2 separate regions of the Homo sapiens genome follow, and region 1 is linked to region 2. Evidence: chromatin loops called from intact Hi-C (ENCODE). Cell type or tissue: Caco-2. All regions are shown on one strand. Links, peaks and the distances in the headings refer to the core of each region. The heading gives the core; the rest is flanking DNA.

Region 1 (2,927 bases), core at 115-2,614, 360 kb after region 2:
GAGAAGCCATCCAGCCTGACACAGATGATGACATAAGCAAGAAACAGTTTTTTATTGTAGAAAGCCACATAAATTTAGGTGATTGTTACTGCAGCATTGTTCTGCAGCATTGTTTATCCAATTCTGACTGATAGAGAAAAGAAGCCCAAGTAATGCTACATACTGTTGTTACATATTTTCCCCAAGGAGCAGTCTAGGATCCTATGTTTTTTTAAGTCCACACAGCTTTACCAGGACCTAGTTACTAGACCCAAAGGGTGTAGGAAGAGCCCCAGGCTCACTGAAGTTCCCCACAAAACTTCTATGGCAGCCAATTTAGAAAAGGATCATCGATGTTGCTCTGAATATTATAAGCATTGCTTTAACCCAGGAGACACACAGCATTATCTGATACGATTTGACATTTATTTCATGGTTATTAAGCCTAAGACAGAAACTTTTCTTGACATAGAGAAAATCTTAAGCCACATAGATTATTTGTCCACATTACTAAAGTTAGAAACTTTTAAGAAAGTACAAGGCTAGCCGTATGATATCCAGATGTTTACAATTTAGCCTATGTGAATCTTCAACGGCATTTTAGTCCCAAGGTGATATACCCTAGTTATTTCTTAGTGGGAGCTTTTTATTTCTTTGTTACTTTAGAATACCTCTCCTTCTAACATTAGATTTAAAATGGATGTATCATTAATTGCTTGCCTTGGACACTTTATCCAATGCATGCAAAAATGCAGTTCTTTTAAGTACGGTCATCAAATAGTGTAAAAGAAAACCACAAGCCATAATGGACAGATCATCATCTCTAGGTGATACATACAGTATATGATTCTTGCCCCTCAAACTACCCAGGCTGTTTTCAGAAAAATATGGCAATAGAGGCTGCTTCCCTGCCAGGTCCTAGTAGGAAGCTGTCTGTTTCACAAAGAGTATCTGTGCAACAAGCCTACAGATCATCTGTCCAACTGATTATTCTGAAGTTTCCCAGTGTTGACATATTTTGAGCCTGACATTAACACCTTCAAAAATAAATGGCCAATTTGGAAGGATCTTGGTGATAACCAGCTGTAAATAACAATAATTCCTCAAGTTGCTTTTAATGGAAACTCTCAGGCATTTTTCTAGAAGTTTGACTTTGTTTTTTTCTCCAAATAATGTGTTTTCTCACTTCTGCATGTTCTATTTCTGACCAGTACCTGACGTGTAACACTGTTTAGAAGTCTGCTCTGACAAAAGCACACTGCTGTGACTGGATATAGATAATATCTACTCCTGGGTTGCAAGGTGACCTTTCAAATTATTTAACTTCCAGGTTTCACTATTCCCAGCCAAACAATGGTAATCATGCCTACCAACAGCTTAAAGTGAAGGCATCATTGGCTTTATGCCATATATAAGCAGATTCCAATTTTAACTCTGCCATCTGCTGGCTGTGTGACCTTGAGCAAGATTCTTAACCTCTCTGAATCTCAAGTTTTGCAGTGTTACTGTGAAGTGTTAAGAGTTAAGCGGGTGGTCTATAAGGTCTCTAACTCAGTGTCTGATACATTGTAAATAATAAATATTCATTCCTTATAAAGCAGTTGAAACTCACTGGCCTAGGAGTACTGCTACAAAACCGTGAAGGAGGGTTACTGAGATTTCTCAGCAGGTTGCTTTTATCCAAAATATTCATAAAGGGAGCTGGGGTTACCTATGGCCATGTCTGCTCTACCCTAGAAAGGGAGAAGCAGGGTATACAAAAATCATTATTATCCCTGGTTTTACAACTTCTAAGGTTATTTCCAGGGATCAGACTTGCTGTGCATAAAAATTGCTGTTTGTGTCTGTCAGGTGGATGGGGCACTGTGCTGAGACAGAAGGATGCATCAGCCCCTGCTTTCAAAGAGCCTGGAAAGAGAAAGCAAAGCTTTCAACACACAAGTTGCCCAATAGCAACACAATAAAGCCATTATCAGTCATGTAAACCTCATCGGTCCAGGAAGCACATGTTCCCTCCAAGCTCAATAACTTATGGGTCTGCTCAATCAACACTGCTAAATTTTCTTGGCCTCACTGCCTCCAAAATGAAATCCTTCCAGCTGTGACTCTTTAGAATTGCAGGTTAATTCCTTACACTTAGCAGAATCATTAGGAAGGCAAGCTTGAATGGGGAAAAATGAGCTAATATGAAAAGTATAAGATGCAACCTAAGAGGTATTTGAATTGATGCTATCCCCTGTTTTTATCCTGGACCAGTCTCAGTTGTGAGTACACTCAAAGCACGGAGGGGGTCTGTGGATTGTGTTTTCTGCCCCCATCACATCCTATAGCTACCCTCAAAGTCCATATCCTCCATTAAACAACTCTAGATCCTACAAATGAATGTCATCTCTGCCTTCTGTGAATTAATTTTTAAGTCAAACATATTTTTCTTTAGATATAAGAGGTAAGGTATAGTGAACAAGAGCAAGGACCTAGAAACCCAACCATCCTGAGTTCAAGTTATGCCTTTACCCTTAACTTGCTGTATGACTCAAGCTTACAGAGCCTTAATTATAGCATTTTCAAAAGTAAGAGATGATGTTACACGATAGAGTTATTATAAGCATTAAATAAAATCATGCATTTAAAAGACTTAGCAGATGCCCATAGTGTGCAAAATATCATGGTGGTTGTTATCATGTTGTTATTATCATTATTATTCTCTCTCCTACTTTAGCATAAACTCACAGAGGATAGGGACAAGGCTTCATATTGCATTGCTTCCTTTGGAGGGTTTGGCTCAAAACTACCCAGAAAGTGTTGAACAAATTTAAATTGAAGTTATAGCCATTTGCTTTAGTCATGATGCTTTCCATTGTAACTGATAGAGACCACAATCAAACTAGCTTAGGCAAATGTGTAAGCCTGCAGTACAATACTGAGTATGTCTTATATAATTGAAGGAA
Region 2 (2,927 bases), core at 278-2,777:
TGGCTTTAGTTTGCATCTATTTAAGGAGCCTCTGCAGTACTTGGAAGTCCAGAAACAAATGAGAGAAAAAGTAGAGATACTTCTTTTTTTCTTTTCTTTTCTTTCTTTTTTTTTTTTTTTTTTTTTTTTTTTGAGACAGAGTCTCATTCTGTCACCCAGGCTGGAGTGCAATGGTGGGATCTTGGCTCACTGCAACCTCCACTCCGCCGGGTTCCAGCAATTCTCCTGCCTCAGCCTTCTGAGTAGCTGGGATTACAGACACCCACCACCACATCCAGCTAATTTTTGTATTTTTAGTAGAGACGGGGTTTCACTATGTTGGCCAGGCTGGTCTTGAACTCCTGACCTCAAACGATCTCCCACCCTTGCCTCCCAAAGTGCTGGGATTGCAGGCATGAGCCACTGTGCCTGGTGAGATATTTCTTAATGTGGTATTTAGGAAGAGGGAAGGAAAGTTTTTAGCATAGACGCTCTTGAGAATTCTATTCAAATTAGCAATTTGTTGCAGTATCTACTGTGAGTCAAGCACTGGGCTGGACTGTGGGGATATAATGTTGAGTAACAGCCCTTACCTCTCAGGACGTTTGCAGTCTAGATGATAGTTGAGACACCACTGCTGGGAATACTTGTATTGGACTGAGAAAGGACATAGTTTTAGACAATAAGCTGCAACGACAGAATATAGTCATGCACTGCATAACAACTTTTCAGTTAATGATAACATATATGACAGTGGCCATATATATGGTCCATTATAATAGACTATAAAAGATTATAATAGAACTGAAACATTCCTGTCGCCTAGTGATGTTCTAGCTGTCCTAATAACATAGCACAATGCATTACTCAGGTGTTTGTAGTGAGGCTGGTATAAACAAACCTATTGCATTGCCAATGGTATAAAAGTCTAACAGATACAATTAGGTACAGTACATAATACTTGATAATTATAATAAATGACTATTTTGTTTATGTATTTACTATACTATACTTTTAATCATTATTTTAGAGTGTACTGCCTCTGCTTATTAAAAAAGTATGAGAAACAAACTTACCCATTCAAACCCAAAGAATGGACTTAGAGACCCGGAGAACAGCGAAAGTGAGACTTTTAATGACAGTCTTGCAAGATCCGTGTTTGATGGACAGGCACACCCAGTACAGTTTTAACAAGCAGTTTATCCCCTAGTGCGCAAGTCCCTCCCCCAGTTCCTTAGAGGCTGAGTGCTATGGGGTCACAATCTTCCTGGACGTTGCCTATTGATTGTTGGGTAGGGGCTTTAGGTGTTTTCTTTAGGGTTGTCTTGCCGCATTTTGTTGCAGCCCACAATGCATTACAATCCTAGTTAGCTCAGGGGCTCTTTAAATATTTGACTTATGACCTAAGTAGCTGGGCAGGCTGATAAGAATAGATAAAGCGAGCTATTTTGCAGGCTAGAAAGCTTTCATTTTAGACTAAACTTTTTTGGTTCTGGTGAGGGCAACTAAGCGTTGGGGGGAAGAAAGGGGAGGGGGAGGCCGACAAGCAGGCATTGGCTAGCCAAGCAGTGGCCTAGTATATCTTGTTTCTTCTGTAGTTTGCTAACCTAAGTCAATTCAAGGCACTTTGTCTTGAAAATGGACCACTGTATACATTATTTCCTTCAAAAAGTTTACTGTAAAACAGCCTTAGGCAGGTCCTTTGGGAGGTTTCTAGAAGAAGGCATTGTTATCATAGGAGATGACAGATCCATGTGTACTATTGCCCCTGAAGGCCTTCCACTGGGACAAGATGTGGAGGTGCAAGACAATGATATTGATGTTCCAGGCCTAGGCTAATATGTGTGTTTGTGTCTTCATCTTTAACAGAAAACTTTCAAAAGTTAAAAAAATAAAAAAATTAAAAGAGAAAAGAGTTATAGAATAAGAATATAAAAAAGAAAATATTTTTTCTATGCCTGTATAATGTGTTTGTGTTTTAAACTGTTATTACAAAAGACTCAACAAATTAAAAAAAATTAAAAGTTTATTAAGTAAAAACCTTACAGTAAGATAAGGTTAATTTACTGTTGAAGAAATAAAAAAAATTTAAGTAAATATAGTGTAGCCTAAATGTACAGTGTTTATAAAGTCTGCAGTAGTGTACAGTAATGTCCTAGGCCTTTGCTTTCACTACTCACTCACTGATACTCCCAGAGCAACTTCCAGTCCTGTATGCTTCATTCATGGTAAGTGCTTGTATTACTCTGGTCTCACACTGCTAATAAACACATGCTTGGGACTGGGTACTTTAGAAAGGAAAGAGGTTTAATGGACTCACAGTTCCACATGGCTGGGGAGGCCTCAAAATCATGGCGGAAGGCAAAGGAGGAGCAAAGTCACATCTTATATGGTGACAGGCAAGAGAGCATGTGCAGGGAACTCCCTTTTATAAAACCATCAGATCTCATGAGACTTATTCACTATCACGAGAACAGCAGCGGAAAAACCCGCCCCCATGATTCAGTTACCTCTCACCAGGTCCCTCCCATGACACGTGGGGATTATTACAATTCAAGGTGAGATTCGAGTGGGGACACAAGGCCAAACCATATCAGTGCTCTCTATAGGTATACCATTCTTAATCTTTTAAATACTATTTTTTACTGTACCTTTTCCATATTAAGTATATTTAGATGCACAAATACTTAACGTGTTACAACTGCCTACAGTATTCATTACAGTCACATGCTGTTAAGGTTTGCAGCCTGGGAGCAATAGGCTACTCCTTGTAGCCTAGGTATGTAAGTAGGCTAGAAAATCTAGTTTTGTGTGAGTACACTCTATGATGTTGGCATAACAACAAAATCACCTCATGATGCATTTCTCGGAGCTTATCTGCTTGTTAAGTGACACATGACTGGAGATCAGCTTTGAGCACTTACTGCATATTTTTGACTGTGCTGGTT

What was found. Peaks named below come from ENCODE experiments on the same cell type or tissue, not always from the same donor. Only the 100,000 strongest peaks of a DNase experiment are listed, where the experiment ranks them.
Region 1: it touches region 2 in a loop (11-fold over the local background); 3 of 110 quality-filtered maps call a loop at or near these places.

What each region holds. Positions count from the first base shown.
Region 1 is chr9:75,490,769-75,493,695 of GRCh38, reverse strand. No RefSeq gene overlaps it. Among named protein-coding and RNA genes, the nearest start is that of PCSK5, 400 kb to the left of the region's middle. In Caco-2, for the core only: no CTCF peak of the experiment used is centred there; no DNase peak of the experiment used is centred there.
Region 2 is chr9:75,850,546-75,853,472 of GRCh38, reverse strand. It overlaps LOC105376091 (a long non-coding RNA gene), which reads right to left and starts at 637. Exons shown (of 3, transcript XR_929952.2): 1 at 573-637. In Caco-2, for the core only: no CTCF peak of the experiment used is centred there; a DNase peak (open chromatin) is centred at 1,332.